Linked DNA regions of Mus musculus: all the other regions are linked to region 1. Evidence: chromatin loops called from intact Hi-C (ENCODE). Cell type or tissue: heart. All regions are shown on one strand.

Region 1 (5,000 bases):
TGTGTCCTGGAGGAACCTGGTTTCCTGCCCAGCCCCATTTGTTGCTCAGAAGTTATCATATTACCTTCAAAACAACAGCTCATGCAGAATGAGCCTGTGGAGAATGATATTCTGAGTTTCTAATAGTCAAAACACTTCCTTTTATTCAAACTTTAATTAGGCCAGACATGGTAGTACATATCAGCAGTCCCAGCAGTTGGGAGGCTAAGGATCATGATTGAGGCCAGCCTGGGATACCAAGGAGACAAGATACACAGACAGACAGACAGACAGACAGACAGACAGACAGACAGATCAATGGGTAAATGCATGAACAGATAGACAGGCAGGTAGATAGATGTTAGCCAGGCATGATGGTCCATGGCTATCATCCCAGCAATTGGGAGGCTAAAGCAAGACAGCTGCATTTGTTTTCTGCCAGAATTTTTTCATTCATTCATTTACTTTTATTTTATGTATATGTGTGCTCTATCTGCATATATAACTGCATGCCAAAAGAGAGCATCAGACCCTAGTATAAATGGTTTGTGCACGACCATATGGTTGTTGGGAATTGAACTCAGGACCTCTGAAAGAGCAGCAAGTCCTCTTAACCACTGAGTCATCTCTTCGGTCCTCCAAAACTGCATTTTTTCCAATTTTTTATTAGTTATTTTCTTCATTTACATTTCAAATGCTATCCCAAAAGTCCCCTATACCCTCCCCGCACCCTGCTCCCCTACCTACCCACTTCCACTTCTTGGCCCTGGCATTCCCCTGTACTGGGGCATATAAAATTTGGAAGACCAAGGGACCTCTCTTCCCATTGATGGCCAACTAGGCCATCTTCTGCTACACGTGCAGCTAGAGACACAAGCTCTGGGTGTACTGGTTAGTTCATATTGTTGTTCCACCTATAGGGTTGCAGAACCCTTCAGCTCCTTGGGTACTTTCTCTAGCTCCTCCGTTGGGGGCCCTGTGTTCCATCCAAGAGATGACTATGATCATCCACTTCTGTATTTGCCAGGCACTGGCATAGCCTCACAAGAGAGAGCTATATCAGGGTCCTGTCAGCAAAGTCTTTCTGGCATATGCAATAGTGTCTGGGCTTGGTGGTTGTATATGGGATGGATCCCCAGGTGGGGCAGTCTCTGGATTGTCCTTCCTTCCGCCTTAGCTCCGAACTTTGTCTCTGTAACTCCTTCCATGGGTATTTTGTTCCCCATTCTAAGAAGGACTGAAGTATCCACACTTTAGTCTTCCTTCTTCTTGATCAAAACTGCATTTTTAGTCCAAGACCAGGTTGTGCTGCATAGAGAGAGTTCCAAGATTAAATAAGCAATAGAAGAAAATAAATTAATTAAAAGTCTAAAGGTGCCATATAAATACACAACCAGACTCCTTTCACAATACAGAAAGTAAGTTCAGCATCAGCCATTCTACCATGAAAGGCCAAGGGGTAGGTCAGTGACAGAGCAATCTTTTATCACGTACATGGATTTGATCCTCACCCCCAGAACTGTTCACACAGAGGAAGCCATTTCCTTGCTTCCGCATGGGTCATGGACAGCAGCAATTCTTTTGTACATATAAGGAAAACATACAAAACCCCACTGTGTAACACCACGTGGTCCCCAGTTGATCAGATTTCCAGCCTGCCACCTCCAAAGTTCTAAAGAGTCTGTGATGGGCAGCTGTAAGAGCTAACTCCTCCTTTAGAGTCCTTATGGGATAACTCAACACACAGCATGTGGGATGCAACTAAGAAAGCACAGAAATTCGGATTTGGGTGTGGGTTTGGCCATGGTCATAGGACTACATGCAGCTGATGAATTTGTCCTTCTTTCATCTACATCTCCGTTCAGCATCGCCATCTAGAATCCCACCATGACTACCCTGATGACTTGCTCTCTCCAGATCACCTGCTTTATACTCTTAGAGTGCTTATTCATTTTATTTTGTGTGCGTGTGAGAGAGAGACAGAGAGAGACAGACAGACAGACAGACTACAGATCAGCCTTGTGCATGCTACGAAAGTTTTTTTTTAAGATTTATTTATTATTAGACATAAGTACATTCGCTGTAGCTGACTTCAGACACCAGAAGAGGGCATCAGATCTCATTAAGGGTGGTTGTGAGCCACCATCTGGTTGATGGGATTTGAACTCAGGACCTTTGGAAGAGCAGTCAGTGCTCTTACCCTCTGAGCCATCTCGCCAGCCCCTAGGAAAGTATTTTTACTGTGACACTGTCTCCAACCAAGCATTTCGTCTTTAAGATCTAGAGGTCAGTGTTCTTACACATTCATTAGAATAAAAACAATCTATTTCCCCACAGCAGACCTTGTTGGCAATTAGTCTAGGCTCCGCCCCACAGTTACCTGGCAACCGCCAGGTGTGCCTGACTCACTATAAAAGGGGCTGCTTGCCCCCTCCTCTTTCTCTTACTCCTGTTCCTGTTCCTTACCCTCTCCCCCCATCCCCCCCAATCTCTCCATGTGCTCACGGCCGGCCTCTACTCCTCTACTATTCTCCTCTCTCTTTTTCTCTTCTCCACCCCACCTCTGCCTTTCTCTCAGCTCACCTCCCCATTCCCTGAATAAACTATCCTATACTATATGTGACTGGTACCTCAGGGGGAAGAGATGTTTCAGCATGCGTCCGCAGGGGCACCCCTTCCCCCACACCTTACCGCACCTACAACCAAACATATCCCTGCATTCTTTCTTTTTATAAAACACGACAGATCTTATGATGGAGGCTGTCACCCAATGGAAGTACCAAGAGCCACTGAATAAATGAATCTGTCACAAGTGGAGCGAAGACCATGAGCATTAACATGTGGGTGTGAGCAGAGACAGAAGGGTAGAGGGAGAGCTTTCTTTCCCATTAGTGGTCTACTGTCCCAATTAGGGATGTTGCAACTCAACCAAAAGAGCCAGTTCTCGGCTTTTATGTCCCTCGATAGTTGAATGGATTCTCCAGGATAGTTTTTGACAAATGGTCTCGCATTTGTCAAATGGCATTAGAAACCCCAGGCTGACTTGGTTGGAGGCGTTCTGCACAGGTTGGCCTACAGAGGGTGCTGGCTCACTTTGAAAAAAAACCAAAAACAACAGAAAGCAGCAGGGCGCTGTCCCTGGAGTCTGAGAAAAAGAAAAGCAAGCACTGCGGTGTAGCTGACGGGAGACTTGATGCTTGTTTTTACACAGTTTGCTTCAAAAACAAAGTTAATGGACAAAATGAAACCATAAAGCAATTTGTGAAGCTGCTAGAGACACACAAAGTGCTCTCCTGTGGAAAAGAACTGGCATCAGGTCTGGGTCTTTCGATGAGAAAGAGAAGCAAAGGGAAGAGAAGCAAGCAAGAGGAGTACTCTGTGAACGTGAAGACTGGGACCCGGGAGGCTGCAGGTTCTGGAGGGAGAGAACGTTGACAAGCCTCTGCAACACACATTCCATCCTTAGGTCATGCTGGGAAATGGGGACCTTAGAGCTTTAAAACCAAATGGGAGATGCCTGTGGACAGTGTGAACCGGGCACACCCCAGCTGCGGCTCAGACCGGCATTGCATCCCTGAAATTTGCTAGGGTTCGTGCTTAGCCCACAGAGAAGAAATGAAGCGGGTGAGTTAACCAGGAAACAAACGGACTCCAGCCATCACGGTGCAGGGTGAGAGTCACACATTTCAAGGGAAAGTTGGAGGGAGATATTCTTAAAGCTGTGACCTACCTGTCTTATCATCACCCAGAACTGTCACTTCCTGAGTTCTTTGTCCGTTCAAGGTCACAGCCATTTTGTGGTACTGCTCAGTGGCTAAACTAGAAACACAGATCAGTACATTGCAGTTGAGGAAATGGAACGGCTTAGCAGTAAAGGCTCTGGCTGCTAAGCCAGGCAGCCCGACTTGAATCCCTGGCATGCAAGCGTCAGAAGGGAGAAGCAACTGTCACAGGTTGTCCCCTGATGTCCACAGTCATGCACATACATCCCCACCCCCCACCTAAAATAAATGAATGAGTTTGTAAAACTCAATGAAGGTCAAGGAATATTTTTGTTTTAACAATGACCCACCTCCCCCAACTACCTTTAAAATCCAACAAAACACATTTTTAATTGTTACAGAGTAGGAAAATATCATTTTTCCCAATGAACTGCTTTAATTAAATTGTTTGAGGGGCTTGAGAGATGGCACAGTAGTTAAGAGTACTGGCTGCTCTTCCAGAGATCCTGAATTCAATTCCCAACAACCACAAGGTGGCTCGCAAACACAAGGTGGCTCACAACCATCCCCACCTCCCCCTCGTGGCATGGGGACAGCTATTCTACCTTTCTGCCCCTACCAGGCACAACAACCTTACGTGCTGACCACCATGAATCAGGGCCAACATGAGACTGCAGATCAGGCAGGTAACAAAGGAGGCAAGTCATGAGTGACTGAGGCTCCAAAGGCTTCACTTGTCAATGTCTGGAAGTGGGGTGAAAGCGAGGGTCAACAATGTGGCAGCGTGGCACTGCATGGCTGGTGGGGGAGACAGCGCATGCTCCACAGAACCCAGCACGCCCCGCCTTCACCGTTCATACTTACCGACACGTGCTTCTGACTAATTGCATCTATAGATCTTTTCAATGTGTACAAGGGTAACAAAATTCCCTTCTCTTAAAAAAATACAGCGTTGCTCTAACTTAGTACGAAGCGGGCACCAAAGTGCCAAGTTCTGATGCAAGTCAGACTGGGACGGAGCTCCTCGAAGGGATTCTCGACATTGCCTGAATAAACAGGCAAACAAAGCTGGAGCATCCAAGAGGATGGTCACAGAGGGTAGAAAGGTACTGAGGGCCAGGGGGAGGCTCCTGCAGCACGGTGGAAACGCTGCCACCAGAGTCTGTGAGCATCTCAAAAAGGTCAGCAAACAGGACTCTCGGCTGGGAGTGTTGTACCTGTTACCTGAGTAATCACAGATGTGAGGCAGGAGCATAACCATGAATTTGAAACCAGGCTAGATTACGTAATAAATTCTAG
Region 2 (5,000 bases), 390 kb after region 1:
ATCACATAGGGATAGAATAATTGGGATAAGTTGTCTGATCTAGGTGGGCCGCTTGTATTATTATCAATTGGCTCTGAAATTATTGTGTAGGCATCTTGTGAATTGAGAATTTATTGATATATAAATCTGACTTGTTAATTATAAGCTTCTAGAGTTTTGTTTTACTGGGTTACTGTAATGTGGGACCACCGACCACAGGGGGATTTTGGCTGAGAGGGTACGGGCAGCACTGAGGCAGTGAACCGAATCACGTGGGGAACGCCAGGGTCAGTTGCTGATGGGGCTAGTTTAGAGGCAGAGGCCCAGGAAACATGCCAGGGCAGAGAGTTGCCGGCAGTAGCGTGGGAAACCTGCTGGTCATTTTTAATATTTCCCGCAACACAGAGATCCATCTGCCTTTGCCTCCTGAGTGCTGGGATTAAAGGCTTGCACCACCATGATTGTTCCTAAGCTCTTAAGAAAAGACAGAAGTGCAAATATAATGTCAATTTGTCATACGAACTTTGAAGGCAAAGTAAACTATAACTCGCGGTCTGTATGAAACTCAGAAGCATGGAAAAATTTATATTTCAACTAGACCCAACTTTTGAATGTACTGTCAGAGTGTAGAAAGTTACTGACCTCCATGCAAATTAGGTTGGAAGGGTTGCCTTGGTGGGCTCATGATGAGGCGTCCCCAACCCCACCCTCCAGGTACCAGCCATAGCACAGGTGTAGCATAGAATAATTTGGAGGCATGAGAAGGGGAGTTGAGAAGGGGGTACAGACAGAGACAGAGAAGAGGAGGGGGAGAGAACAGGGGGCAGGGGGCCAAAGAGCCACTTTTATAGCAAGACAGGTCTACCTATTGGGCGGAGTCTAGAAGGAATACTAACAATTATTTGTTGGACTGTCTCTTTTCAGATATTCCCATGCTAGGTGGCCTCTTAGGTGATATATGTTAGATTTCCTTGGCCCTGTTTGGAGCCCTCTTCCATTTTAGCTACATCTCAATAAGACATTCCTCCGCTCGATGCTAGCATACCCAGGGGAGGGTCAGACGTTCCAGGATGAGTGAGCCCCTTGGCACTGAATTCAGTTCCAAATCAAACACCCCGGTGGGTGGGTCTGAAGTTTGAGGAACAGGAACACAGGGATTACCAACCATGAGCCATTTAAAGACTTGCAGGAGGAGTCTCCGGAGTAGCGAGGTCAATGTGTTGACCAACTCATTATTCTCATAGCTTTATTCATGTTTTTGTGGTGCCAGACATCAAACCCAGGGTCTCAGGCATGCTCTAGCACCAAGCTCCATACCCAGCCCTCAATCCTATGGCTTTATACTCCTATCTAGCCCAACCTTTACTCTCTAAACAAATCTCTCTACCTTCATTATATCGCCGCTTGCGTGTCTCAGGCGAATCCCCAAATCAACAGCTCCTGAATGGAATCCATTCCCACCCTTACCAGACAACTTCTAACCTGCTCTATCAGTCTTTCCTCTCCTGTAGGTTGTTGACTAACCTAGTCAGTCGACAAAGCCACACCCGGAACGTTCTCCTTTCAGCTCCTACATCTATCAGATCCATTGGTTGAGAAAGCTTCTCTAGGTTTCATTTCAAATATATCAGTCCTGGGCCCCTCATTTGAATTCTCTGGCATTTTGTCTTCTCTGAGAAAACTTAATTGATCCATTATGAAAAACACATTCATCCATTTGGTTTGGAGCTGAATTTGGTGCCAATAGGCTCATAAATTTTAGAGAATGTTAATATTCTCTGAATAATAGTATAACATTGGTTTTGATGTTATTTTAAATAGTTCCTGCTACTAAAATCGGGAGGGTAGCGATTTTGTTGTCTGGGCACCTTTGGGAATCCTGAGTCCAAGGGGCCACAACAAATGCAGCCTGGCCACAGCTGCCCGCCCCGCCTTCTTTCTGCAACTAGGGCTACTTTCCTGGCAGAGACTACAACTCCCAGAGTGCCTCGCGCGCGTATAGCGCGCGCTGGACGGCGCCTTTAGGACCCAGATTGAAGCAAGATGGCGAGCGCGCGGTGAGTAGCCGTGGAGGTACCGCTGCCCTCTCCTTACAGGCCCGGAAGGCTTGTCCGTAGGCATTGAGGGCTTTAATGTCTGTCGTTGGAGGCAGGACGAGGCTGCCGGTGTCCCCAGGCTCCATCTTGCAGAAGGGCCGGCGTGTGGTTGCGCCCTTCCTGTAGCACACCTCGGCGTGCATGCGGGCGTCAGCCTGCACCAAGTTGACCTTGCGACTCCTTAGACTCCTCCTGATTCAAGTCTTTGAACCGGCTCCTGGGTGGTAGTCCCTGTATTACTGTTGCTCGAACTTCAGCCCCACCGGGGTGTTTGGTTTGGAACTGAATTCCGTGCCAAGGGGCTCATCCTGGAAAGTCTCTCTTTGGAGCAATAGTTTGACCCTCCCCTGGGTATGCTAGCATGGAGCAGAGGAAGGTCCCCACAAACGTTTTGATTTTGGACTTGTAATCAGAAGACGTGGGTTTTCTTTCCGTGCATGCCACCAGTTAGACAGTGAACTACCAAAATAAAGCATTTGACTTTTCTCAGCCTTCGTTCCCAATAAACTGAAAGAGCACAGAATATTAAGAAAGTGGGTTGCAAGGCATAAATAACTAGCTGAATGAACTCAGGGTTTGCCATTCGCGGCGCTCTTAGGATGTCTGGCATCTGCGTGCAAATAAAGAGAGCCCTATCCTAATCCCTTTCCTGCCTATAGAGGGTCACTGAGACCAATAGAGAATAGGGGCACAGTAATTACCGTTTATTTACACCATCTCATGAAATTTGTGGTTGCTTCTTGAAGTTTACCACTGAAGAATTGGAAGGTCGTTTAGTTAATGACTTGCCTCAAATCTTCCAGTTTGTAAGTGAGCAACACTAAAGTCTTTGGAAGCAAGTCCTTTTAAATTTTCATGATTCGAAATAAATATGCTTGCTGCATCTTTAAATGTTATGTGACAGGAGATGAGATAGTGACATCGATGGGTTCCTCTTAAGTTTTTCATGTTGAATATTTAGTTTCATCAGAAACAGCATTACTGTAAGTGATAGGATCCTATGGGTGGGACTTGGGAGCTAGAATGTAGACTCACTAGCATTTGAGGAAGAGTTTGCAGCGTGTATTATGTGTGAGTGACTTTCTAATTACGTATTCTGCTAAGCACTCAGTAAGTGAAGCCGACTGTGCAGAGTCCTGAGAAAGTTGCACTTAAGAGAAATGATAGCGGAATAGTTGCTCTGTTTCTCATATTTTGATCTCAGTGACTTTGTCCTGTTGTTAAACTGGAACGGCCAGGTTTAAAAGCCTTGTTTTCAAATGATGAGCACTAGCTAATGGTTCCTACCTTGATGTTAGTGTTTAACTTTACCTTTGTAGCCGATTTTCTTTCTCTCTTAAACAGGAACGAAAATCTGTGTGCCTAGCAACAGCTTTCACTTCACAATATCGTTTTTTCAAATCACTTGCTAAGGATCATGGCTGCGGCAGTAAAATGGGCGATATCAAACAGAACTATCTGGAAGCATTTACTTCCAATCCAAAGTAAGTGAGATTTTTTTTTTTAAATGCTTAAAAATGTTTTGTGGTTTTTCAAATATAGAATATTTAAAGCATTTGGTTATTCTCTATGCCTCCTATTTGCAGTCATAAAAAGGGGACAAAATTTAAATGCCAGTCAAAGAAGGGATTAATAAGTTATGTTACATTGTAACTATGAATATTATAAAGCTGTTATCATTGTGGAAAGATCACTAAGTAGAGAAAGAAGAAAATCTGATTTATCAGAATGATCCTGTTGTGGGCTTAAAAGATGATGATGGTGGTGGTGATGATGATGTGTGTGTGTGTTTGTATGAGTGTGCCTTTGTGTATATAGATGTGCATAAATGCTGAGTGAAAGATCTAGGCTAGTCATTGGCTATCATTACGATCCAAAATGGATTCAGGTGAACTGGTAGAGTAGCTTCCCCTTCCTGTAGAACATTTAGACTCACTACAGTTTACACCTCTTAATTTGTTTTTTTTTTTAGTAGTTCATAAAATTTAGAAATAAAAAGGAAGCCCACAGCCCCATCTTCCAAGGATCATCACTGTTAATATTGTAGGTTTTTTCCCCTTGTGGATATGGCCATTAAACAAATAAATGTGCCTCCTTTCTAAAGATCATTTTTCCTGAAAGTCTATTAATCTGTGCTTCATAGTCAGCCTCTTGGCTCATAAGTAAACAGCATGTGAAAATCCTGCTTTTCACAGCTAGCTGCTTTCACACCCTGCCTCCCCAAAGCAATAAATAGGTAACTTGGGGTCATTTGAGGCAAGGCAAACCCTGTTTTGCTCACTACTTTTTAAAACAGTTGGAGCTGGGCGTGGTGGTGCATGCCTTAATCCCAGCACTCAGGAGGCAGAGGCAGGCGGATTTCTGAGTTCGAGGCCAGCCTGGTCTACAAAGTGAGTTCCAGGACAGCCAGGACTACACAGAGAAACCCTGTCTCGAAAAACAAACAAACAAACAAACAAACAAACAAAAACAAAAAAAAAAAACAAAAACCAAAAAAAACCAAACAGTTGGAATTTACCTAATCCTACTTTTCTAGAAAGCCTTCTGTCACATGACCTTAGTCATACGTTCTCTGTCATCCTTCTTTGTCCTTAAGTAAGTTATGAGACCAGATGCTTCAAATGGCTTCATGAGCTTTAAAACATCCACACCCGATGTCGATTGCGTGTGTGAGAGTTTTGAATGTCCCTCACATGGGAGGGCTTCTTCTTGATGCTCTTTGTCCTTTCTCTTTAAATTGTCCATTTTGCTTTGCCACCAATGTTAACATCCTTTTCCACATACAACTTCAAAACTAATGGTCTCCCTTTAGTAGCAGAAGCTGAGTGGACAAGGGCCTCCTTGTCAGGTTAGTCAGAGGACCTTGGGATGACTGAATTGGGGACAGTTTAAGTTAGCTCAGAGTTAACTGAACATTCTGGCCAT
Region 3 (5,000 bases), 810 kb after region 1:
AAGCTCTTGGAACTGGCTGGGCCGGAGAGGGGGAGGGGTAGATCCGACAGCCAATCATGGAAATGGGGGAGGAGTCGAACGTTGGTCGTGCTTGTTAGAAATCTACTCAGTGGAAAAGTGAGCTTAGTAGATTTATAACATCTGTCCTAATGCATGGGTATATCTAGAATTCCCATTCTGCCTGAAAGAATGTCCTTGTATGGTGTGAACAGGGCAGGAGGTTACATCTTACTGCGCTGATAGAACCTTCCAGGTAGTCTAGGTCTATTTCATCTAACATCACATTCAGAAATCTTCAGTTAGATCTTAGCTTCCTCTGGGGAACAATGTACTGATCCGCAGGCCTTCAAATGCTCATGTCCTTCTGAAGGTGCTTTCTGCATGCAGCGGGCAAGCTGATATCCCCACCAGCCTCTTGAATGTGATTAACAGGAGCCTGACTTGAAGATAGATAAATTGCTGGCATGCTGACAAGGTCAGGTTTTGACTTTGTCTAATCATCAGAACACTGGGGTTATAAATTTGTAAGATAATAAATAACACCAAGACTGCATCGTTAGCTAAGTCAGCCAGCCAATATTTTTGTAGCAGGGTATGCTGACATAGCTATCTGACTGAGAAGGCATACTGAACTTTTCTCTCAGGCGCATTCTCAAGTACAGGAGCTAGCTCTTTTGCAGTCATCTGTCTGTCTGTCTGTCTGTTAAGAATTTTCCTTCTGTTCTCTCTTTCTTTTTAGACAGGGCCTCGCTATGCAGCACCCATGGGCCGGAATCTCACTTTATAGTCCAGACTGGCCGTTAATTCGTTGAGATCTACCTCCCTCTGACTCCCAAATGCTGGGATGGAAAGTGTACAGCATCGTGCTTTGTCACATTTTGAACCTGAATACAACCTTGTTGGGGAAAATCATTATAGCAAGGTGAAAACATTCAAGGTTGGAGATAATACCAAAAGTGTCGACCGACTGGCGAGATGGCTCATCGGCTGAGATCACTGACTGCTCTTCCAGAGGTCCCGAGTTCAGTTCCTAGTAACCACATGGTGGCTCATAGCCATCTGTAATGAAATCTGACGCCCTCTTCTGGTGGGTCTGAAGAAAGCGACAGTGTACTCACATAATTTTTTTTTTCTTAAGTGTTGATGGAATGAATGTGGGGGGGTCCCTGAAAAAAAATCATACCTCATCGGCTGCCTCTCACAGGAGAGAAGTATGTGCTCTGGAGCCCAACACTAGATTTCCATAGAGGCCATACTCTGTCCTAAGCAGGGATCGAGCCCAGTAAGAATGAGACAGCCTATCCTAGGAGACAGAGGACTCCTCTGATGTCTGCCTTTGGCCTGAGACTTCCCATCAGTCTTGGCAAACCTCTGCTGGATTGTACAGTAGTCTATAATGCTCCTGTCTGGTGTTTCTCCCCGATTGGCTTCTTGGGGTTGCGGTTTGACTGTGCTTACTTATTAAAGTTTGCCCTGGCATCTGTTTTTCAAATGCCCCAGATGAGCACCATGAACAAGCCCTGCTGAAATCCCAACACAACAGAGAAGTAGACTCAAGGTGGGGTTCTAGAAAACCAGAGAGCTGATAGTTACCCAGGCATGATCAGTGAAGGAGTGGGATGCAGGGTTTCCCCACGTTAGACAAGGAGCAACAGCAGGGAGCATTTTCTGGAATCTAGAGGCTTGGGGAATGGATTGCTTTATAGGAGTTAGAGAGTTTCCATAAGGATTGTAGTGAAGTGGAAACGTAAGAGTTCTTCGGAAAGTCGGTTGGATGGTGTTTTGCTGGGGCAAACATGTGAAGGAATGTTTAGCTGAAGTGGACACATGAAAAAGAACGTTCTGCTAAAGCAAGAAGGTGAAAGGACATATGATGAAGGATTCCTCACTAGCAAAGCATGTATTGGTCCACCTTCCTTTGTGTAGTTGAGCTGCATTTGTCAAGACTCCATAGAGAGAAACATGCCGAAAAACTTTGGGTGGTGTGCTGCAGTTTCTTGCCAATTCCAAGGACTTGGGCTGATTGGCAGAGTGGTGTCAGCTGAGACAGACACATGTGCTGAGGCGAGACCTGTGGAGGACACATATTTGCAGGGAGTATAAAAAGGACTCAATGGACAGTGATGGAGGCTGAGCTAGGCTTGCTTATAGAGCTAGCTGTGCAATGCTTGTTGGTCTTGTGTCTCCACTGTCTTCACTGATCTTCACTTTGCTGAGAGAGGCACAGCCAAGAACTTCTGCCATCCCTCCTACTGACTTGTGCCAAGGCTGAGGCCTGGCTGTCTCTGCTAGGTCATGCCACCGCTGCTGATTCCTGTTTGCTAACTCTAACTTTACTGAACTGGTCTGCTGGTGTCTCAGTTAAAGTGCCTGTGAGTGGATCAGGCTGCTGTAGCTAACCTGTGAACAGAACTGTCAATTTCCAGACGACACAGATGGGAGTTGCTCCAAAGAACCCCTCTAAACAGGTCCACTGCCTTTGTATCCTTTCTTTTCCACTGCCTATGGTGGGTTGGTGGGTTGAAAGGGAGGTTAAAGCATTTAATAACCATCATTAAAAATAGACTTTGAAAAAATTAGAGTTATACGGTAACCATAGGCAGGTTCCCAGGTAACAGGAACTCAGCACTCTAAATTCACTAGTCTGCCCCCACCCAATCCGAAGCTTACTGGTGTTGAACTCAATTGGAAACCGAGGGGTTTGTGGGCATGTTGAAAGCTCGTGTGTGTCCCACACAGGGAGGATGAGAGTGGCAGGACTGAGAGGAGATGTCTCCAGACAAAAGCCAGAAACCAGCTTTGGTGTGGTGGCAGCGAGCCTTCTGCCTAGGTTTGCCAGAAGCAACAATCCTAAAAGAAAATAGCAAGTCAGCAAACCAACGAGCAGTTTCCTTCCAAGGATCTGCTGCTTCAGGGCCGAAGCGCGTCTGTCAGCCATGGTTACACTGAGCCCTCTGCATCTCTTAGCCTCAAACTCCCCCAAGTGGCAGCTTCATCCTCCAGCTAGTCCACCTGATCCCTTCTGAGTGCTGTACTCGGCGTAGTCAGAGACAGGACAGCCATCTGTCCTGTCAGGCTTCACGCAGGAGGGAGAAAACCTCTCCAGAACATCTCGGAAGATTCTTATTAACAGCCATGGTTGTGAGAAGAGAATGCTGAACAAGCCCTGGGTTCTGCTGGAAAGGGAGGAGCCTGCTACACATTCCCCCCTTTCTTTCTTGGCGGAATCTTTTTATGAAGTCCAGGCTGGCTCTGAGTGTACCCTGCCTTCTCTGTGCTGGTTTAGAGGCATATGCACCCTACCCCACCCACTTCATTTAACTTCAAACTACAAACTGAGTTAGCTCCCTGATGCATACGTCGGATTACTACATCATTCTTCTCTTCGTAGAACCCTGCCACCCTGGCATACAGTCAGTACCATTGTTCTGGAACCCCAGTGAGACACCCCAGTCTCCCTCCTCTGCCGACTCCCTATCTGTCTTTATAATACACAGTCACGCCCTTCCCACGGCCGTTCACTTTGTGGGTTCTTTCATGACCTTGGTATGGAGAGCCCTGCATCATTGGCCTTCCTCAGCTTGTTGTAGGAAATACCACATGCATGTGACATCCCGGGAGCCTTCCCATGGCCTGCTGTGTGCTCCATGACAGCTTGTGTTTGTCTGTAGGGCTTCTGTGAATCCCAATAACCTGTCTTCTAAATAGTCTCTCCTGGTTTCTAGGATGGAAGGAGGAGCCTGTACTTATTGAAGGCATGGCTGGAAGCCTGGGTCAGCACTCAGCTTCTAGCAATCAGGCAGCCTGGGATGGACTCTTCTTGGCTTTGTTGTTGTTTTCTAGTGACCCTAGGCAAGTTATTTAACTCCCCTGCGTATCTGTGTCCCCACGCGTCAGTAGGAACCTAATATTAACAACCTAATGGGATTTATGATGAACGTCAAGCAAGGTGACTTATGTAAAGTACTTAGCAGAGCGCCTGGTACAGGGTCATTGCACAGTGAGTATTTGCAGACTGAATGGTGATGAGATAAAATATGTTTAAACAGAACTGAGTCTTTTCCACTATTCTGGAGTGCCACATTATGCCCTAATATACTTGCCCGGATAGAGGTCTGTCAAGGCCAATCTTTTCTATGTGACTGGGAAGGGGAAAAACGTAGCTGTCTGCTGATCTCCTAGCACCGTTACCAACTGTGATGCTGCTCAGATCTGCCACTACAGATTGAGCCTCTCAACTGTGCCAGCAATTAACCAATACTTACTAAGCAGAAAGGCAGGTTTGAGAGCAAGGGACTCGCTTCCTGCCACACACACTTCAGTCTCATCCATTAGTCAGCATATAAACAGCAAATACATTAGCCTTCAAAAGAACCTCGGAGGATGGGTGGCACTTACTCAAGAGGAACAGGAAGAAAGAAAGATTACCCAGATAATGGGAAGAAAAGAGAAGTGGGAGCTCAATCAATAGAGGAGGGCAGTGTGGGCACATCGGTGAGTGGCAGCAGAGTCTTGCAAGAAGAAAGTCTTGGATAGCTTCCTTAAAAAAAAAAAAAAAAGGTGAACTACCTTAAATTAATGTTTTGTCACAGAAGTATAGAACCAGGAAGGAATTTTAAATCCTCTTGTTTGAAGAAACTGGAGCTCAGAAAGGGAGTTTTGACCAAAGTCACCTCATTGGTCGACACCCCCAGATTTCTCTTGCCTTAGGCTGTACATTTCCTTTACTAAAGCGGCTCTTGAAGAGTTTAGACTATTCGGCTTCTTAAAGCGACACTGAGGTAGCTTATTAGGAAAGTTTCGTCATGGGTGGGGAGGAGAGAGAATAATGGGTGTGGAGAACAGGGACTGAGAAGGGAGGAGGTCGCTGGGAGGAAAGTCGTCAGCCTCTTCTAATGCTCCCTTCCTTCTGTAGAGAGCCTAAGCCATATATTCATACTGAAGGGTGAATGACGCCAAGCCATTCTCAAATGGTGTCTGCTAGGAAGGGTGTGTGGTCA
Region 4 (5,000 bases), 410 kb after region 1:
TTATAAAGATCCAAATACTGGCCCCATAGGCTCATATATTTGAATATTCTGCCATTAGGGGGTGGCACTACTTGAGAGGGATTAGGGGGTGTGGTCTTGTTGGAGGAAGTCACAGGGGCCTTTGAGGTTTCCAAAGCCCAAGCCAGGTCCAGTGTCTTTCTCTTCCTGTTGCCTTTGAGTCTGGATGTAGAACTCTCAGCAATTTCTCCAGCTACTGCCTGCATGCTGCCATCCTTCCCGCCATGATGATCATAGACTAAACCTCTAAAACTGTAAGCCAGCTCCAATTAAATGCTTTCCTTTGTAAGAGCTACTGTGTCATGGGGTCTCTTCATAGCAAAAGAACAGTGACTAAGACACATGGACTGAGTGTGGAAGCCGGAGGATAACTTTGTAGACACCGTTCTCTCTTTTTATCTTCATGTGGGTACCAGGGATCAAACTCAGCCGCCAGTTTTTTTCAGCAAGCGCTTTTATCTGTCGTCATCTTGCTGGCCCCAAACACCTTTTTTTTTTTTTTTTAAAGATTTATTTATTTTTATTTATATGAGTACACTGTTGCTGTCTTCAGATACACCAGAAGAGAGCATCAGATCTCATTACAGATGGTTGGAGCCACCAATTGGTTGCTGGGAATTGAACTCAGGACCTCTGGAAGAGCAGTCAGTGCTCTTAACCACTGAGCCATCTCTCCAGCCCCACACACCTTCTTTTTAATATTTACAAACTTTTTTTTTTTTTTTTTTTAATTAAAGTGGGGAAGTCTAGCCAGGCTATTGTGGCATACATCTTTAATCGTATTATTTGGGAGGCAGAGGCTGGTGGATCTCTTGAGCTTAAGGTCAGCCTAGTCTACAGAGCATGTCAGAGAACAGCCAGGGCTACACAGAGAAACCCTATCTTGAAAACCAACAAACAGTTGGTAAGGCTTTTGAGGTAAGTCTCACTGTAGCCCAGGCTGGGTCTCTTTATGTTATCCAGGCTATCGTAGAATTCATTCTGTAACTGAGAGTGTCCTCAAATTAGTGACAGTCCTCTGTCTCAGCCTCCACAGTGTTGTGATCACAGGTGAGTGCCAACATGCCTGCCTTAAAACATTCGACCATTAGTAACAAATAGCAAAACCTAAAGACCTTATTTAAGGTCCTGTCAGCCAAGTAGCAGCAGGAGTAGATACAGTGTATTTGCTAGAACCACACAGAAATGAACACTGCTGTACTCAGTAGGATGGAACAACGTTTCTGAAGGCCAGCTGAAGAGGATTACAGGAGTTTGCCACACCAGTTCCCCTCACAGGAATCAGTAACAAGGGCTGCTCTAGCTCGAGGCCAACCAGGAAGTTGCTGGGCAGTGTGTAATTTTGGTATATGTTTGCAGTTTGTAAGTTTGGACTTTGTGCAGGGTTGTGGGTTCTGTGAGGCTCTGTTAGTTCTTGCTATCAGATGTATGTATGTATGTGAGAGCTTCTCAGAGCCCCTGATTGCTACACATACACTTTTATTTTGCTCCATTTCGATTCTGACAGCTTGTACAGTATAATGCTATGCTTGTTAGACCCTTTCAAGGGATAATCATTTACAGTGACTGATATTCAGCTTTGTATAAGAGTCGGTCTTCAAGATTTTTAATTGTCTAAGGAGTACTTCTTTAAAATATACTTGTAGCACTTGTATCCTGTGGGGGGGACCTTAGGGGAAATGTCACTAACTACCATCTATTGGAATCTTTAAGAACGTGAGGACTATCGGGCACACTACATCACCATTCTCTTGGTCTGCATCAACCCTTATGTTACTCTTATCTACCCGCTGTTACTCCTGATTTCAGAGAGGGAAGTAAGGGTTTAGTTGTATGACCAGAGACCAAGACAGCTTTATGAAAGAAATCATTTCGTTGGGGGCTTGCTTACAGCTTCATAGGGTGAGTCCCTCATGGCAGGGAGCATGGTGGCAGGTAGTCAGGCCTGGTACTGGAACAGTAGCTAAGAATTTATATCTAATCTACAAGCGGAGAGGGAGACTGGGTCTGGCATGGGCTTTTGAAACCTTAAAGCCCACCTCCAGTGACACACCTCCTAATCCTTCCTAGACAGTTCCAACTGGGAAGGAACCAAGCGTTCAAACATACGAGAAGCCTGTGGTGGCCATTCTTACTCAACCCCCACAGAGGTCTGTTATATATTTTCCATTGTTCTTTCCTTAATAATATGTAAGGTAACCTGCCACATTGCAGATTAAAAAAAAAAAAATCATGGGCCCCAGTATATAGGAGAAATAGGAAAAAAATAATAAGTACCTTATCAATGAGGTAAAGTAATTGAGTAAGAACTTTTATTATTGGAAAGTAAACCTAAAATTTTTTTTTTGTGTATAGACGAGTCTTTCCGACTTTGGATAATACAGCTACCTGAAGGTGCTCTGGTAACTTAACACTGAATGGCAAGGGGGTGCATGGCTGAGGGCAGTCGCTGTTTCATCACAAAGCCGGTCAGTTCCGGCTTACGTTTCTACATTTCATCGTTGGTAATTTGCTTATTTTATAGCCCATCCCTCAACCAGATCTTCTGCATAATAATGAGGAAACCCACGAGCAGATCCTGAAAGCCAAGTTAGAAGTTAGAAAGAGCAAGCAGCTGGAGCAAGGGCCCATGATAGAACAACTGAGCAAGGTGTTCTACACCACGAAGCATCGCTGGTACCCGCACGGACAGTAAGTCCATCCCGTCCCTCGGCTCCCACCACACACGCTCACCTCTGCCTTTGCATCAACAGCTTCTGCAGTGGTGCTGTGTGGGAACATTGACCAAGTGTGCCATGGTGTATTTCTCAGTCTGCATATCCTGGAGTTCAAGCAACATTAACACTTTATTAATGCAAGTCTTTCTGAAATTCTGCTGGCTTGTGCTAGTCCTTTATTACAGTTTTTACATTTTCTTTCCTGATAATTACTGATCTTATTCTGAGCACTTTACCCATTTCTTTATTCTAAAGGTTTATTTATTTCCTTATCTTGCGTGTATGAGTGATTTGTGTCTGTGTAAGTACACTACATGTGTTTGCCCCCGGAGACCTGGGGAGTACACCAGATCCCCTGGAACTGGTGCCACCCTGTGGCCACTGGGAACAGGACCTGTATCTTCTGCAATAGCAGCAAGTGCTCTTAACCTCTGAGCCATCTCTGCAGACACCCTTTATCCATTTCTAACAGAGTTTTGAATTATTATCCCCCTCTCCCCAATTGTGCAGGCTGATTGGTCAGTAAATCTCCTTAATTCCTATAAAAACTACTTGCAGTTCTGTTTACAATGCTCACATAGTGTTTTTCTCCCTCCCTCCCTCCCTTCTTTTTTTCTTTTTGTGTTTCGAGACAGGGTCTTACTATGTAGTCCTGTCTGTCCTGGAACTCACTGTGTAGGCCAGGCTGGCCTCGAACTCAGAGATTTTTCCGCCTCCAAGTGCTGAAGGTGTGCACCATCACTGCCCAGCACATTGTGTTATTCTTGTCCTGTGTCTGACTATGGCCTTAGTTTCCCTTTCCTTGTGTGATTAAGTTAGTCTGTCTTTGTGTGTGCGCATTTTTGTGCTAGTGTGCGTGAACATGGGAGCCAGAGGTGAATGCTGCGTGCCCTCCTCAGCCACTCTTTACCTTATTTACTGTCGTCGCCACCCCCCACCCTATTTACTTACTTTTAAAGATCTATTTATTTTTATTTATGTCCACGTTTTGCCTACTTACAAGTGTGTGCACCACATGTGTGCAGTGCCTCAGGAGGCGAGGCATTGCATCTCCTACAACTGGATTTAGAGATGGTTGTGAGCCACCAAGAGGGTGCTGGGACTTGAACCCAAGTCCTCTAGAAGAACTGCCAGTGCTCTTGAGCACAGGGCCATTCTCTTGAACCTGATCTCACTGATTACACAGACCGATTGGCCAGCATGGCCTGGGATGCCCCTGCTTCTGCCTCCTCAGTTCTGGGATTATGCGTGTCCACTGCCTTACAGGCTGCCTTTTACATAGGTGCTGGGATTTGAACTCTGGTCTTCATACTTCCATGGAAGACACTTTAATTGAGGCAGCTCCCAGGCCTTTCTATTTACTTGGGTTGGTTTTTTTTTGGTTTTGTTTTGTTTTGTTTTGTTTTAGATTTATTTATATATAAGTACATTGTAGCTGACTTCAGATGCAGGGTGTCAGATCTCATAATGGGTGATGGGTGGTTATAAGCCACCATGTGGTTGCTGGGATTTGAACTTAGGACCTTTGGAAAAGGAGTCAGTGCTCTTACCCACTGAGCCATCTCACCAGCCCTATTTACTTGTTCCTTTGTTTATTTATCCTTCCTTCCTTTCTTCCTTTCTCTCTCTCTTTCTTTCTTTCTTTCTTTCTTTCTTTCTTTCTTTCTTTCTTTCTTTCTTTCTTTCTTTCTTTCTTTCTTTCTTTCTTTTTCTTGTTTTTTTCAAGACAGGATTTCTCTTTGTAGCCCTAGCTGTCCTAGAACTCACTCTGTAGACCAGGCTGGCCTGGAACTCAGAAATCCACCTGCCTCTGCCTCCCAAGTGCTGGGATTAAATGTGTGCGCCACCACTGCCCAGCTTATCCTCTTTACAAATACAATTTTATTACATTTATTTGATTATTTGTGGTGGGGGAAGCATGGGCCAGTTGGAGGACAACTTGGGGAGTTGGTGATCACCTTTCATATGGGGTTCCAAAGATCAAACTTAGGTCTTGAGGCTTGATGACAAGGCCATTTCACCACCCCTACACCCCATTTAAATAAAAGCATGTTTGCTTTATTTACTTGCTTATTTATATATTTATTTTTGTATTGTTGGAATTGAACTCAGGGCCTTGTGAATTAGAGGCAGTCTTTGAGCTCTGAGCTGTAGTCCCAATCTCACCCTCCCCTCCCCCAAACTCCTTATGTCTTCTCTTGCACTGCTAGGGATCAGCCCGAGGGCCCAACATGCTGGGCAGTGTGTTGTTCCGTGGAGCTCTAC
Region 5 (5,000 bases), 350 kb after region 1:
CACTCTGTAGACCAAGCTGGTCTGGAACTCGGAAATCTGCCTGCCTCTGCTTCCCATAGTGCTGGGATTAAAGGCGTGCACCACCACTGCCCTTCAAAAACTGCACTTCTTAAATCTGGTAGTTTAAATAATCCCAGAGGAGCCAGAGTTCCAGGCTAGCCAAAGTCACACACCCCAATATAAATGAGTCTGCAGAAGTAGGATGGTTTAGTGATGTCAGTCTGTATCCTGTTGATGTGTGCCCTTAATAATTTCAGTGAGATTTCAGAGTGGATTAATCCAGAGTCCAGCAACAGCCATGAAAATGCTATCTGTGTCTTAGTGCCTAAGTCTGTGGCTACTATGGGTTCTACAGGTGCTGCTGGTGAGTAGCAGTCGGTACCCAGACCAATGGATTGTCCCAGGAGGAGGGATGGAGCCGGAGGAGGAGCCTGGCGGTGCTGCTGTGAGGGAAGTGTATGAAGAGGTGAGATGAAGGCTGTCTTGAGGGGTTTTACAGGAGGGTCTTCTGGCTTTTTGCCAGGTAATCCTGAGCAAATGCAAGCAGGCAGTTGACAGAAGTGTTCTCTTCTGCAATGTTTATAAGGATTGTCTAGATTACATTCAAACTGCCTTAAAATTCAATAATAAAAGGTGTCACACCTTCATGCACAAAATCTCAAGTGGCCTGATTGTCCCTTCCCTCAGGATTGGAACTTGGCTTTACACTCAGATGAGACCATGTAAGGTAGAAGTGTGTAGTATATGCTAGACTCTGTCACTGGGCTTCCGGGTACATTCAGGAAGGTTTTAGTCTTGGGAGATGGGCTTCCTGGGGGAAATGCTTCCCAGCTTCACTGACAGGAAGCACTGCCATTGCTGCTGTTGCTATAGTAACAGGGGTGAGGAATCAGGACCCTTTGAATGGTGGCTAGAGAATTGTAGCTCTTGCCTGGAAAAGAAGGCAGGTTTGTAAGAAGGTATAGTTGGGCTGGAGAGATGGCTCAGCTGTTTCTCCAGAGGTTCTGAGTTCAATCCCCAACTGTCCCATGGTGACTCACAACCATCTATAAGGGGATCTGATGCCCTCTTCTGGCCTAAGGATGTCTATGCAGCAAAGTGCTCATACAATAAATGAAAATTTTTAAAAATTGAGAAGTGGGGGGAGTCTGTTAGTTCATACAGAAAATTGTTTTCCTTCAGTTTGATAAGAAGTTCATTTTTTATCACCCATGTCATTTCTTTTTAAATGAAAGTCATCTAATCAATCCAGGCAATTGGGATTTGTGTGTGAATTGAGCCATTATTCTATACATAGGCAGTGAGTCTTGGTATGGCCAAGAAATTTACAATTAGACAGCTAACTTGCTAGGGAACGCCTGAACTATTTAGATTCAGAAGTTGAAACAAAACATAGCTTATAATGAATCATTATGAAGATAAGCATTTTACTTACCTAGCCTGTTTCTTTTTTAATAGGCTGGAGTCAAAGGAAAGCTAGGCAGACTGCTCGGAATATTTGAGGTGAGTCACAAAATAGCCCTCACTTTGATTCCTGATTCTTCCTAACAGCAGCCTGCACCAGGTTCCTCTAAAACGACCAGCAGGCAGGCCACTGGTTAGCATCGGGGGAGGCTGGGTAGTTACCCATGTCTGACCGTGGAGTAGAGCTCACACAAAGACTGGCCACATGGGCATAGGCAGCATCTTTAGCAGTCTGAGATCTAGGTCTTAAGATCTGGGGGCGACTGGGTTCTGTCTAGTTCAGCATGTGACGCTGAACAACAAACAGTGACTTGAAGGACCACGGAAAACTCAGGTACAAGGAATAAATGCTAAAATAAACCTCATTTGTGTTCTCTCACTAACGAGGCAGGATGGAATTCAGCAAGGGGACGGTGGAGAGAGAGGCTGGGTTGAGAAGTCAGTGAATCCCTAGTCAGTGTGGTGTGTGCTGTGCCACAAGTACGGGGTCTTCCCTCATCAAAACGTAAGAGTTAGCTCAGTCTTTCTTGGTAGAACCAAGAGTTAATTAAGCCTTTAGGAATTCAAGTGTGTATGTATTGGAATTGATAAGGCACCAGTTCTTGTGGTTGGAGAGATGGCTCAATGGTAAGAATATTCAAGGTAAGAGTACTGGTTGTTTTGCCAGAGGACCTGAGTTCAACTCCCAGCACCCACGTCCACAAGTGTAATTCCAGTTCCAGGGGACCTGACCCTCACTCAGGCATATGCAGGCACATAAGATAAAAAATTTTTAAATGTAGTTCTTAAAATATTACACAAAATGCCTATCTGTGGTTACATAGCACCATCTTCTGGTTAAAGTGAGAAATACAAATTTTTCTGTGATAATGTGTAGAAACCAATTACACCTTTGTCACTATGGCCAGTTTGTAAAGAAAAATCATAACTAAAACTTAACTGGTTAAGGAGACAGCACACTATTTGACAGGAAATGGCAGCCAGCAGTTTTTCCCTTTAGAGTATCACAGCACGTGACATGTTTTTAGCAATTTCCCATTGGCGGTGTTGGACCTCCCGTTTCAGATTTTGAGATACATCATTGTAATGCAGGCTGTCTCAGCTTCTAAATGCTGAGGTTTCTGGGGTGCACCAACATACCCAGACTAGTGTCTTTGGTCTTGAGACAGGATCGTAAATCTGACCTCAGCTGGCTTAGAACTTGCTAGGTAGGTAGTCCAGGCGGCCTTGAAACTGAATCCTTCCTGCCTTGGTCCTCCAGGTTCTGATTTCAGCTGTGAACTACTACTATGCCTACCATCTTCAGTGCAAAGTTTTTTTTTTGTGTGTGTGTGTGTGTGTGTGTGTGTGTGTGTGCGCGCGCGTGCATGCCTGTGCTCATGTATGCACACGTGTAAAGGCTAGAGAACAGCTTTTGGGAATGATTTTCCTCTACTGTAGGCTCCCAAGATCCAACTCAGCTTTTCTGTGCTGAGCCATCCTGCCAATGCCAATTTTGAGGTGTGTGTTTTATATATACACACTTCTGTCTGCATTGCTACACTATGCACCGTCACACTGGAAACAGCCGTGCTGGTCACTGGGCCAGAGCCCTGAATTAAAATGCTTTTTTTCTCTATTCAAGCAGAATCAAGACCGGAAGCACAGAACATATGTTTATGTTCTGACTGTCACTGAAATATTGGAAGACTGGGAAGACTCCGTGAATATAGGTGAGCTTCTGTTCCTTTACTCCGTCCCTCCCACCTGCCATTCCTTCTGGTCCCTCCCACCTTCTGCCATTCCTTCTTAACTGATTTTTTTGGTTACTGTTTTGAGAGGGGTGAACATGTAGTTCTACTTTTGAACTACCTTATGATTTTTCCCTACCATATTATTAAGTCATTTAGGAAGTAAAAAACTCATTGTTTGGGGGGAAAGAAAGGAAATCTTGTATATTAGTAGGGTATGCCTTCTTAAACTGACCTGACAGTGACTGCTGCTGTACTCTTCTCTAGGAAGGAAGAGAGAGTGGTTCAAAGTAGAAGATGCAATCAAGGTTCTTCAGTGTCATAAGCCTGTCCACGCAGAGTATCTGGAAAAACTAAAGCTGGGCTGTTCTCCGACCAATGGAAATTCCTCGGTCCCTTCCCTCCCAGATAACAATGCCTTGTTTGTGACTGCTGCGCCGCCCTCTGGGGTGCCATCCAGTATAAGATAGAGGGTTGGGGTCCCTCCCCCATCATGTGATGCACATGTCACAAGGAGAGGCTCTTTCACTTCTAACACACCTGACTGCTGCTGGCAAACTCTGTATTTGCTATGCAGGGATTTCAAATAATTTGCATGTATTTCATCTGCTTTCAAGTCTTTTAAAATAAATAACAAAATAGCAAAAAATATTTTAAGATGCCAAAGCCATGTGGAATTTTTTTTAAAGCCTTCATTGTACCCCATTCCTTTGGTTTTCATTTTTATAACCTTTTTGACATTTTCACTTTTGTCCACTTAACATTCTATGGTTTGTTTTGACAGATCAACTGGTTATTGGGTATATTTTTTGCCCAATTTTTTTTTTTCTTACAGTATCAAAATAGACACCAAATCTTTGTTGGGAATTAATGAAAAATTCTTGGTATTTAAAGAAATCTATCCACCCCAAAACTTAAAGAGAGTCATATTCTCCCTTTGTAAACTGCAGATTTGGGCCGTGTTTGTATGGGCCAGGAGCCTTTGACAAAGCACTTCAGCTTCCTGTTTCTGAGAATTTGTTCACAGGCAGAATTATGTCACGGTCCATGTACTAGGACCGGTTCCCCTCTGCCACAGTGATTTGATGTGAAAGTGTGCCGTCTTTTAGGGAAAACTGTCAGTACTTACACGTGGCTCTGCATAGCTCATCCTGAAACTGGTTATAGAAATCTATTTAGCACGCTCAGCTGCTATTTCCCTTCTTTGACATAGACTCTATTAGGGGCCACATTTCCCTCAAGGGTGAGTACTCTTTAAATATATTTTCAGTTTCTGATTTAGAGACATTGTTCACCACTGGACTAGACTAACCTTGGATGCCGGTCAGTGACGACTTTGTCACACTAAATAAGATGGCTGTTCTAGGCCTAAGACACTGTCTTGAGGGTCAGTAAGTGACGAGTCAGATGAGTTAACTGTGGGGAAACTAGAACATTCGAGCCAAGAATTATTGTACCTCGCCTTTGTGCTGACTCAAAATTGGCCATCCCATGAAAAAGTACCATGACTTCATGGAGGAAGTGAAGGGGGAGAAGAGGAAAAGATCTTTAGCCATTATTAACCTTTTGTAAATACTCTAACTGGCAAGCTTAAGACAGTGAAGACATTTGTTCTGTCGCTTGTTAACCTTTAAACTGTAATAGTGCTGCTGACAAGGGTCCTTGCCTGTAAGGAAAACTGGCACCGTTTCCATAATGAGATCTTGGGCCACCGATGCAGCAGAACTAAAAGCATTAGATTCCAAAGCAGAAGAACTCAGCCAGTAGTACTCATTCTAAATTATGTAGTGTAACCAAGCGTGATCG

Evidence for each region. A loop is a pair of places that touch in the nucleus more often than their neighbours do. Peaks named below come from ENCODE experiments on the same cell type or tissue, not always from the same donor. Only the 100,000 strongest peaks of a DNase experiment are listed, where the experiment ranks them.
Region 2: it touches region 1 in a loop (2.5-fold over the local background); 5 of 42 quality-filtered maps call a loop at or near these places.
Region 3: a loop joins it to region 1, with 2.0 times the contacts of the local background. A loop is called at or near these places in 4 of 42 quality-filtered maps.
Region 4: it touches region 1 in a loop (9-fold over the local background); 14 of 42 quality-filtered maps call a loop at or near these places.
Region 5: it touches region 1 in a loop (9-fold over the local background); 38 of 42 quality-filtered maps call a loop at or near these places.

What each region holds. Positions count from the first base shown.
Region 1 is chr10:95,892,999-95,897,998 of GRCm38, reverse strand. It overlaps Gm33377 (a long non-coding RNA gene), which reads right to left. Exons shown (of 5, transcript XR_380700.2): 4 at 3,710-3,798; 5 at 1,188-1,287. Among named protein-coding and RNA genes, the nearest start is that of Gm24433, 3.1 kb to the left of the region's middle. In heart, a CTCF peak has its summit at 3,059 (motif pointing right); a DNase peak (open chromatin) is centred at 3,088; H3K4me3 peaks cover 920 bases; H3K27ac peaks cover 847 bases.
Region 2 is chr10:95,498,942-95,503,941 of GRCm38, reverse strand. Mrpl42 (mitochondrial ribosomal protein L42) reads left to right here and starts at 1,993. Exons shown (of 6, transcript NM_001359476.1): 1 at 1,993-2,036; 2 at 3,420-3,559. The coding sequence starts at 3,493. In heart, a CTCF peak has its summit at 2,043; a DNase peak (open chromatin) is centred at 1,971; H3K4me3 peaks cover 1,843 bases; H3K27ac peaks cover 1,281 bases.
Region 3 is chr10:95,086,315-95,091,314 of GRCm38, reverse strand. No RefSeq gene overlaps it. Among named protein-coding and RNA genes, the nearest start is that of Gm29684, 57 kb to the left of the region's middle. In heart, CTCF peaks have their summits at 1,105 (motif pointing left) and 2,995; no DNase peak of the experiment used is centred here; H3K27me3 peaks cover 449 bases.
Region 4 is chr10:95,487,955-95,492,954 of GRCm38, reverse strand. Mrpl42 (mitochondrial ribosomal protein L42) reads left to right here. Exons shown (of 6, transcript NM_001359476.1): 5 at 2,543-2,709. Among named protein-coding and RNA genes, the nearest start is that of Mrpl42, 11 kb to the left of the region's middle. In heart, a CTCF peak has its summit at 3,105 (motif pointing left); no DNase peak of the experiment used is centred here.
Region 5 is chr10:95,547,952-95,552,951 of GRCm38, reverse strand. It overlaps Nudt4 (nudix (nucleoside diphosphate linked moiety X)-type motif 4), which reads left to right. Exons shown (of 5, transcript NM_027722.5): 2 at 356-466; 3 at 1,459-1,503; 4 at 3,092-3,176; 5 at 3,462-5,000. The coding sequence ends at 3,664. Among named protein-coding and RNA genes, the nearest start is that of Mir3058, 8.9 kb to the left of the region's middle. In heart, CTCF peaks have their summits at 1,080 (motif pointing left) and 2,301 (motif pointing left); no DNase peak of the experiment used is centred here.